Regions from separate parts of the Mus musculus genome. Here region 2 is linked to region 1. The links are chromatin loops, found by intact Hi-C in ENCODE. Cell type or tissue: heart. All regions are shown on one strand.

Region 1 (5,000 bases):
CCCATCCCCCTTTTTAAATTCTTTATACAAACAAAAATGTTTTTTTCCCCCTTTTCCTGTTAGTAGAATGTTAAAATCCTAAAAGCACCATGACTTTAAGAGTCATATAGAAATAGTTTTCATGCGCTAGGCATTTACTTTAAAGGTATTTCAGAGACGAGAGCAAGGAATGGGTCTTCAGACCAGGTGTGTTGGCAATTGTTGAAACTAGGTGGCGGGCACACAGGGATTCATTATATACTTAAAACCTTTTAAAAGTTTTTAGAACTTTTTTAAAAAAATTATGTGTATATGTCACATAATTTTGGGGTGTGGGTTGTCCACATGTGGACAGGAAGAAGGCGTTGGGTTACCTGGACCTGGAGTTACGGGCAGTGTGCCTGTCCACTGGGAGTTAAACTCAGGTTCCTCTGGAAGAGCACTAAATGTTCCTAACCAGTGAACCCTCTCTGCAGGCCTATATCTTAAGTTTTTCCATCACAAAAGTTAGCATCCCTTTTCCCTAGAATAACTGGGAAGGAATAAAATAATTTTCTGGGAAGCTGTATGTAATCTGATTGTACTCATGTATCAAGGATGTAGGGCTAGGGATGTGGCTGAGTGACAGAATCCCTGGTATGGGAAGAGGACAGAGAGCCAGGTACAGTGGTACATGGCTATAATCCCAGTGCTTCAGAATCTGAGGAAAATCTTTTTTGTTTTGTTTTGTTGTTGTTGTTTCAAGACAGGGTTTTTCTATGTGGCCCTGGCTGTCCTGGAACTTACTCTATAGTCTCACTGGCCTCAAATTCAGAAATCTTCCTGCCTCTGCCTCCCAAGTTCTGGAATTAAAGGCGTGTGCTACCACTGCCGGGCTGAGTCTGAGGAAATTCAAGCATGTGTTTAAAGCAAGCCTCTGTTATATAAGACTCTACCTCAAAAACAAAACATCACCAACAAAGACACAGCTAATATTCATTCAATGACAATCTATTCAGCCGTTTTTTTTAAAAGCATGAACTCCTGTCATTAAGACTGAAGGACATACATTAAATGAGATTATCCAGGCCCAGTAAAGCAAGCACTGCCTGGTCTCACTCAGGTGTGGTGCATCTCATTTAAACTGAGAACAATATGATGGTTATACACAACAGACTGGTTAGACAGGAGAAAAGTTCTGCTCTACTGGACGGTGCTGACTATGGGTACCAATGGTGGACTGCACAGTCCCCAAAAGCCAGCAGGGACGATTAGAAATGTTTCAACCACAAGGAAACAAACAAACAAACAAAACGTTAGAAGAGACAAATGTGCCAACCCTGATTTGAACATCATTACATGTGTATTCAAACATCAAGTGGCACCCCCTAAATATATCAGGTTTTAAAATGTATGAACACTAGTTTAGAAACATGTAAAGCCGGGCATGGTAGCACACAGACCTCCTTTATTCCAACACTTGGGAGATGAAAGCTTTCAACACACAACATTAACCTTTAAAAATGAAAAATAAGCCAGGTGTGGTGGCGCACACCTTTAAGCCCCAGGACTCTGAAGGCAGAGGCAGGACAATCTAGCCAGGCAAGGGCTAGAGTGAAACTCTGTCTATACCAACAGCAAGAACAATGAAAATAATTTTTTTTTAAGGAGAAGAAAAATAAAGAGCTGGGCAGATCACTCAATAGCTTAGAGCACCTGTTGCTCCTGTAAAGGACCTAGGTTCGAGTCCTAGCCCTCACACGGTGGCTCACAACCACCTGTTAACTCCAGTTCAGGGATCTGACGCCCTCTTCTGGCCTCTCCCGGCATCAGGCATTCTCGTCATGGACAGATGTACATGTAAGCAAACCACCTATACACATAACTAATACTAATTATGAATAAAAATGAATCAAGGTCTAGGGAGCTATATACAACAAAGCCAAGGTTTCCATGCTAATGCCAGGCCCATGAACGTGTTTAAACTCGCTAATCACCTCTCTCACTCTCTTCTTCAGGCTTCAAGGCTCTCCTACACTTCACTGGACCTCAGGTAAGTATGCTCACTGATGGCTCTAACCTCAACTCGTCACCTGTAAGAGGATGCACCATGGCACTTCTCCTGTCCTTTTTATTTTTGGAAACAGGGTCTCATTCAATAGCGCAGGCTGGCCTGGAACTTGAGGCAGCTCCGGCGTCAGCCTCCTGAGTTGCTGCAGTTATAGATGTGAGCCACCAAGCCTGGTTTCCACGGGGACTGTTACAGGACACCTGATTGATACACTGGTAAATCTTCAAGAAATTCTGTTATATGTGAATACTCCTTCACTCTGGAGACACTGTCAGAGGTCTATTCCTGACGAGAAAACCGAAAGCCAGAGACCGCCACCTCAATGTCCCTAAAGTTGCCCACTTCCCTCCTTCTTGACCACCCCTTTCCTCGGATCCTGCTGACCTGTGAGTTCCTGGATGGTGACCCGGTCCAGGATCTTGAAGCTCGTGTCCAGTTTCAGAGGCTGGCTACAGCGCTGGCACACGAAGCTCACCTGCATGGTGCTGCTGGACGCCTTAGACCCCTCCATGCCTGCGACAGCGGAGAAAAGACGACGTTAAGAAGAATCGGCTCCTTTGAACCTCGGGCCCGAGGCTACCCGCTGCCTTGGTGGTGGAGGTGAAGAGGAAAATCCCGGTCCGCGCCGTTCCCTCTGGGAGTGGGATGACACCAAGAGGACCCGCTTCCGGGGCAGAGCCCAGCTAAGGCAGTCTAGTCTCCCGAGCGGGGAAACGGGGCACCAGAGTGGCCGCCAGGGACTCTAGGCTTCTTCCTAAGGTCTCACTTCAGGCCCCGACGCTCCTCACCTCAGGAGCCCGGAGCCCGCCACCCAGGCTCGTTCTACCGCGGGGGCACGGTGGCCTCGGGTCCGCCCCGGAGCGAGACCTCCAGAGTTCCCATCGCCCGGTCTTCAGCTACTTCCCGGTCGGCTAGCTGAAGACTTCCGCCCAGGACCAGAAGTGACGTCACGACGGGAGCTGACGCAAGGACCCCTGCTCCAGATCCCTGTTTACCCGGCTCGGAGCGCCATCCAAAGGCCGAGCGGGGAAGTGCAGCAGTGCCGACAGGTGGGCCGAAGCTGCCCACACTCTTCTGATTTAGACGGTCCACTCAAGATTTGTTACTTCCAAGTGGAGCCACTTCTATATTCCTTAGGGATCAGGGTGTTGTTTGTTTGTTTGTTTGTTTGTTTGTTTGTTTGTTTGAGACAGGGTTTCTCTGTGTAGCCCTGGTTGACCTGGAACTCGCCCTGTAGACCAAGCTGGCATCCACTTCACAGAGATCCACTTGCCTCAGCCTCCTAAGGGCTGTGATTAAAAGCGTGCACCACCACCTTCCGGCATGTGTGAGCTTTTAAAGTGTATTTTTGGGAGAGTCAAATTGTCTAAACCCTTCTGAGGGAGTGCGTTTGGCAGGATGGTAAATTTTATTGTTATATGTATGTATGTATGTGTATGTGTGTATGTATGTATATATGTTTGTATATGTGTATATAATAAAATGCAAATACATTAAAGGTGATAGTTATATGTATGTATATATGTGTATGTGTGTATTATGTATGTATATAACAAAATGTAAATAAATAAAAAGGTGACAGTGGAGACTGGAGAGATGGCTCAGCAGTTAAAAGCACCAACCGCACTTCCAGATGACCTGGATTAAATCAAATCCATCCACCCACATGGCAGCTCATAACTGTCTGTAACTCCAAGAACTGACACCACTATCACCACTTTCACACAGTCATCCATGTATGCAAAACACCAATGCATTTGTGGTGTGTGTGTGTGTGTGTGTGTGTGTGTGTGTGTGTGAGAGAGAGAGAGAGAGAGAGAGCTGGCTCCTGTGAGTATGTGTGTATCTGGAATCATATCCAAGGCCTCTCATATACTAAGCAAGTACTCCACCAATGAACTGTATGTCCAGCCCTACTTTGTAAGTTTAACATATGTGGGCTGCCAAGATGGCTCAACCTGTAAAAGTGTGTGCACCAAACGTGAGAGAGACCCTAAGGTCAATTCCTAAGGATCGGAGTAGGAGGAGATGAAGTTGACCTCCAAAGGAATTCCAGGGTATGGACTGCCCTCCACCACCACTAAGGATAATAAAAATAATTGAATGTTTTCCATGTTGCTCCAGTTTTGTTAATTAACATTCTCATTGCTGCAATACATCACAGCAGAAACGCACAGATTACAGTGAATTTCTTTATTGATGGAAACTTCCATTGCTTCCAATTTGGGTGGATACAATAATATCACAATGAGGAATTGACTTTGTCCTAGAACAGAACCTTATCATTAAAAGTACTGTAGACTTTGGAATCTTCTCTTTATTAACATTGGCAGTTGTTTTCAAAACAACTCATATTATATTCTGCCTCTAGTAATCCATTAAAGGGCCTGTTTTATGATGCCTTGCCCAGTATTGGATAAGATATATTTGAGGAACAATAGCAGACAATGGCAGTTCTCCATTCTTTTTTTTTTTTTTTTTTTGGTTTTCAAGACAGGGTTTCTCTGTATAGCCCTGGCTGTCCTGGAACTCACTTTGTAGACCAGGCTGGCCTCAAGCTCAGAAATCCACCTGCCTCTGCATCCCGAGTGCTGGGATTAAAGGCATGCGCCACCATGCTCGGCTCCAGTTCTCCATTCTTGTAATTGATATCACTGATTGCTGATAAGGTTGAAGAGTTTGTCATGTGGTCGCCCCTTGCAGTTCTTACAAATTATGTTCACATATTTGTATTTATTTATTGGATCATAACGTCTTTCTCAGGTTTTAAAATAAATGTTTATGGCCAGGGGTGGTGGTGCACGCCTTGAATCTCAGCACAATGGCAGGCTGATCTTCACAGTGGCCGGCCTGGTCCTCATAGTGAGCTCCAGGTCAGTCAGGGTTGCATGTTAAGTCTTTGGCACACAGATAAACACACACAGACACACAGACACATGTAGACATATATGTATACACAAACACATAGATA
Region 2 (5,000 bases), 310 kb before region 1:
ATTTTTTTATCCTTCCTGATCATTTCTGTCTTTTAACTCAATTATCTTTTGTCTTTCTTTCATCTTATTCTTTATGTTGTTGTTTTACTTTGGTTTGGTTTCCTGTGTAGCCTTGGCTGTCCTGAAACTCACTTTAAACCAGGCTGGTCTTGAACTCGAAGAGCTCTTCCTGTCTCTGCCTCCTAAACGCTGGGATTAAACGCATGCACCACCACCACCCGACTCACTTATATTTATTAATGAAGTTGATATAATTGAATTTAGTGTTATTATTTCATATTTTCCTGTGTTTTCTGCTTGTCTCCTTTGTTGTTATTGTTCTGTTGTTCCTCTTTGCCATCTTGTATGGAATTAATTGTATACTTTTTAGAATTCTCGTCTTAAGCCGGGCGTGGTGGCTCACGCCTTTAATCCCAGCTCTTGGGAGGCAGAGGCAGGCGAATTTCTGAGTTTGAGGCCAGCCTGGTCTACAGAGTGAGTTCCAGGACAGCCAGGGCTACACAGAAAAACCCTGTTTCAAAAAACCAAAAAAAAAAAAAAAAAATTCTAGTCTTATTTATGTGGTTTATATTTAGTGTACATACGCATGGATATGGAGGTCAGAAGGCAACTTGTAATAATCAGTTCTCTTCTTCCACCTTGTGGGTCCCAGGTTTCAGGCTATCAGGCTTGGAGGCAAGTACCCTCAACTACTTGAGCCATCTTGCCAACCACAGAGGCCTATTTATTTCATTCAATTTATTTTTGAGCCACGGTCTCACCGTGTATCCTTAGCTGGCTTGAAACTCACTATACAGACCAGGTTGGCCTCAAACTCAGAGAGATCTCTCTGCCTCTACCATGCAAGAGATTCAAGGTATGTGCCACCAGGCCTAAGTCCAAATTCTTTATTTTTTTCTTTATGTGTAGAATGTTCTGCCTGCATGCATATCTGTGTACTGTGCCTGTGTCTTGTGTCCTCAGAGTCCAGAAGTGTTACAGTCTCTGGAACTGAAGGTATAGACTGTTTTGTGCTGTCACATAGGTACTAGGAATTTAAGCTTGGTTTTCTGGAAGAGCAGCCAGTGCTCCTAACCACTGAAGCATCTTTCTAGCTCTCTCATATATATAAATATTTGATAAATGGGTGTGAGCAGGTGTGTGTGCATTTATGAATCAGAGGAACACCTCAGTTGTCATCTTCAGGAATGCTGTCCCCTCCTTTGAGGCAGGGTCTCTGGCTGGCCTGGAGCTCACTGATGAGGCTGGGCTGGAGAGCCAGCGAGCCCCACCCCACCTGTCCACAGGTCCACACTGCCACACCCAGCTTTCCCCCTTGGTTCCGGATTGAACACTGGTACTCCTGTTTAGCTTCCTGTCTTCATGTCTTTTTTTAATGATTGTTACAGAGATTACAGAAAATAAACTTCCACATTTTACCTTCTACTTAACATTAACTATGTGACAATTCCCATGGAATATGAGACTCTTGGCATTTTTATAGCTCTGTTCCATTCTTTTGGTGGGGGACTGGGGCTGCTTTATTTTATTTTATTTTATTTTATTTTATTTTATTTTATTTTATTTTATTTTATTTTTGAGGCAGGATCTCTTTATGTAGCCCTGGCTGTTCTGGAACTCATTATATCATCTGACTCTGAACTCATGAAGATCCCCCTGCCTCTGCCTCCCAAGTGCTGGGATTAAAGGCATGTGCCACTACTCCTGGCTGCTATAGTCCATTCTTTTTGCAGTATCACATGTACCGTACAAGCCATACAATGGTCTAATCCCCACACTATTTTTTTTTTTAATTAAGAAAGAAAAAAGTCTGGCAAGACAGATGACTCAGGGGCTAAGAGCAGTGGCTTCTCTTCCAGAGAACCCAGAATCAATTCCCAACAACCACACAGCAGCTCACAACTGTAACTCCAGTTCCAGGGAATGGGATGCCGTCACACCAATTAGCATAAAATAAAATTAAATAATTTTAAAAAGGAAGAGAGGAAGAGAGAGAGAATCCGTTTTGAGTACCCACGTGTTTATCGCGTGGTTCTTTCATTCCTGGAGGTGGGAGTTTGTACCGTGTGCTGTTTATCTCTTTCTTCCCTTCAGCGGAAGAACTTCTTTCACAACTCACAAGGTTCAGCTCTAGCAGCGCAAACTCTTCGATTTCATTTATTTTCCCTTCCCTCCCCTCTCCTCTCCCCTCCTCCCCTCTCTTCTCCTTTTGGAAGTCTTCAAAGCCAGGGGAATCTCCAGTCCCTACATACAGAGAGAGAGAGAGAGAGAGGGAGAGAGAGAGAGAGAGAGAGAGAGAGAGAGAGAGAGAGAGAGAGAGAGAGAGGAGAGAGAGAGAGAGAGAGAGAGAATGAATGAGTGTTAGTTTCTGGCTAGTTCTGATGTGCCTATACAGGCTTTCTTTGTATTTGTTCTGCCTGTGGTTACGTAAGAACTTCTTGGAATCTTTTTTTCCTTCCCACTTCCCCGGACTCTCCCTCTCACTTCCCCTTTCCCTTTCTTCATCTTCCTCTCCTCTTCCTTTCGCTCCCTCTCCCCTCTGACTCCCAGTGAAAACTCGGAAATGAGACAAAGTCTCTCTATGAAGCCGAGATTGGCCTGAATTTACTGTGTAGCCCAGGCTGGCCCCAAACTTGAAATCCTGTTGGGATTGCAGGAATGGAGACTTCTTGCTCTGTCTTCTGGGACTCCAATTATACATCATCAGTTGCTTGTGTCACTGCTGGGACAAAATGCCTGAAAGAGAGCTACTTAAGGAAGGTGGGGTTTATTTGGTCTAAGGCATTGAAGGTGTAGTCCTCTGGTGGGAGGGTTGCCGGGCGGGATGAGGTGGTGAGATGACATGATGGGATGATGTCAGGATGACGTGACGTGACGTGGCTGAAACTACTGCATCTGCAGTCAGGAGCAGAGCGAGATGAACACAATTCCTCAGCTCTCTTTCTCCTTTCTATTGTCTTGAACCTCAGCCTGGAACGGCAGGGCTCTCTCTCAGGATGAGTCCCCCTACTTCATTTAAGCCTTTCTGGAAACTCCCTGGTAGACACTCTCAGAAGTATGTTTCCCCCAGCACTCGGGAGGCAAAGGCAGGCGGATTTCTGAGTTCGAGGCCAGCCTGGTCTACAAAGTGAGTTCCAGGACAGCCAGAGCTGTACAGAGAAACCCTGTCTTGAAAAACAAAAAACAAAAAACAAAAAAAAGTATGTTTCCGTGGCGATCCCAAATTGATATGAAGATTAATCATCACAATGCGTTAGACATATTCTTTGATACAATCTCTCACGATGTAGCTAGCCTCAACCTGAGGTTCCTATTTCAACCAGGCTTGAGTCTGGCTTTTACGTGGATGCTGGGTCCTTGAACCTTAATCCTCGTGCTTGCATAGCAAGCAATCTTACCAAATCTTATTAAACCATCTTCCCAGCCCCCGCCCCCTTTAGAGGGAGTTTTCCATTATCTAGCTTCTAATTTTATTCACAAGGCTATTTTTTATAGTTTTTATTCCTGGATGGAGAATTCTCTGTTACCTTTGTTCCTCTATTTTCTATGGAGAAGTGGAACCCTTCATGCATGAGTTGCCAAAAAAGTTCAGAGGATAACCCGCTCAGAGTTTGGTCTCGACCTCCACTGTGTGGGTCCCAGGGATTGAACTCTGGTCCTCAGGCTTGCCACCAAGCCCTCTTACCTGCCTGGTTTGGAGGAAATGGAAGTGTTATTGGTTGGTTGGTTGGTTTGTTTGTTTGTTTGTTTGTTTGTTTGAATCAGGGAGACATAGTCTCGTTCTGTTGTTCAAGCTGCACTGGAACTCACTATGTAGCTCAGGCTAGCCTCCAATTTGCGGTGATCCTTTTAGCTGTGCCTCTTAAGTGCTAGATTCATAGGCTGGAATTAAAGATTGGTTGCTACTAAACCGGGTAGTGGTAGTACATGCCATTTAATCCCAGCACCTGGGAGGCAGACGCAGTCAGATCTCTGTGAGTTTGAAACCAGTCTGGTCTACAGAGTAAGTTCCAGGCCATCCAGGGCTGTTACACAAACAAAACAAAAAACAAACAAAAACAGAGAACAAACAAAGATTGGTCCCACCATGTCTGGTCAGATTTTTAAGTTAGAGTGTAAAGTATTGCATTTCATTATGGCATTTTTCCTGTATCAAGACTCCCTGTTTTGCATCTTACGAGCACCTTTTCTTCTCCATCCTTGAGCACAGTTATAATTGTCTTACACCTTCCTACTAACTCCAGCATCTGCTTCATCCGGGGCTTAGGCTCAACCGATTGCTTTTTCTCTTGAATTGGGCTCAGATTTCCATTTCGTCATCTGATCAGCAACTTTGACTCATAGTGTAGGTATTGCAGATGACACTGTATAGAGAAAAATCTGGGTTTTGTCATACTCCTGTGGAAATTATGAAATATATATGTTTATATGTGTGTGTGTGTGTGTGTGTATATATATATATATATATGTGTGTGTGTGTGTGTGTGTGTGTGTATATGTATATATATATATATGTGTGTGTGTGTGTTTGGGGTTTTTTTGTTTGTTTTTGTTTTGTTTTGTTTTGTTTTGTTTTGTTTTGTTTGAGACAGGGTTTCTCTGTGTAGCCCTGGCTGTCCTGGAACTCACTTTGTAGACCAGTCTGGCCTTGAACTCAGAAATCCACCTGCCTCTGTCTCCTAAGTGCTGGGATTAAAGGTGTGTGTCACCACTGCCCAGCTTCCCTTTAAGTTTATAAAATTGTGGGGACTTTGTTTTTTTTTTTCAGGGTTTAACTACTCCATGTAGGTGTTTTAAAAAATTAATGAAAAAGGAAACTGGGGCTGGGGGTGTTCTCTGCTTGGCAGAGGGCTTGCCTAGCATGTGCCTGCTCTTTGGTTTGCTCTTCAGCATGCCAGAATCCTCAGATAGTGTATGCTAGGTAGTTTTCATCCATTTGACACAAATCTGGGAAGAGGGAACCTTAACTGAAGAGTTGCCATGTCAGATGGGTCAGTGGG

What was found. Hi-C counts contacts between places; a loop is a spot of excess contacts. Peaks named below come from ENCODE experiments on the same cell type or tissue, not always from the same donor. Only the 100,000 strongest peaks of a DNase experiment are listed, where the experiment ranks them.
Region 2: a loop joins it to region 1, with 2.7 times the contacts of the local background. A loop is called at or near these places in 1 of 42 quality-filtered maps.

Annotation. Positions count from the first base shown.
Region 1 is chr11:101,299,315-101,304,314 of GRCm38, forward strand. Becn1 (beclin 1, autophagy related) reads right to left here and starts at 2,972. Exons shown (of 12, transcript NM_019584.4): 1 at 2,818-2,972; 2 at 2,414-2,542. The coding sequence starts at 2,540. In heart, CTCF peaks have their summits at 1,770 (motif pointing left) and 3,049; a DNase peak (open chromatin) is centred at 2,987; H3K4me3 peaks cover 1,744 bases; H3K27ac peaks cover 1,466 bases.
Region 2 is chr11:100,992,395-100,997,394 of GRCm38, forward strand. No RefSeq gene overlaps it. Among named protein-coding and RNA genes, the nearest start is that of Atp6v0a1, 15 kb to the right of the region's middle. In heart, no CTCF peak of the experiment used is centred here; no DNase peak of the experiment used is centred here.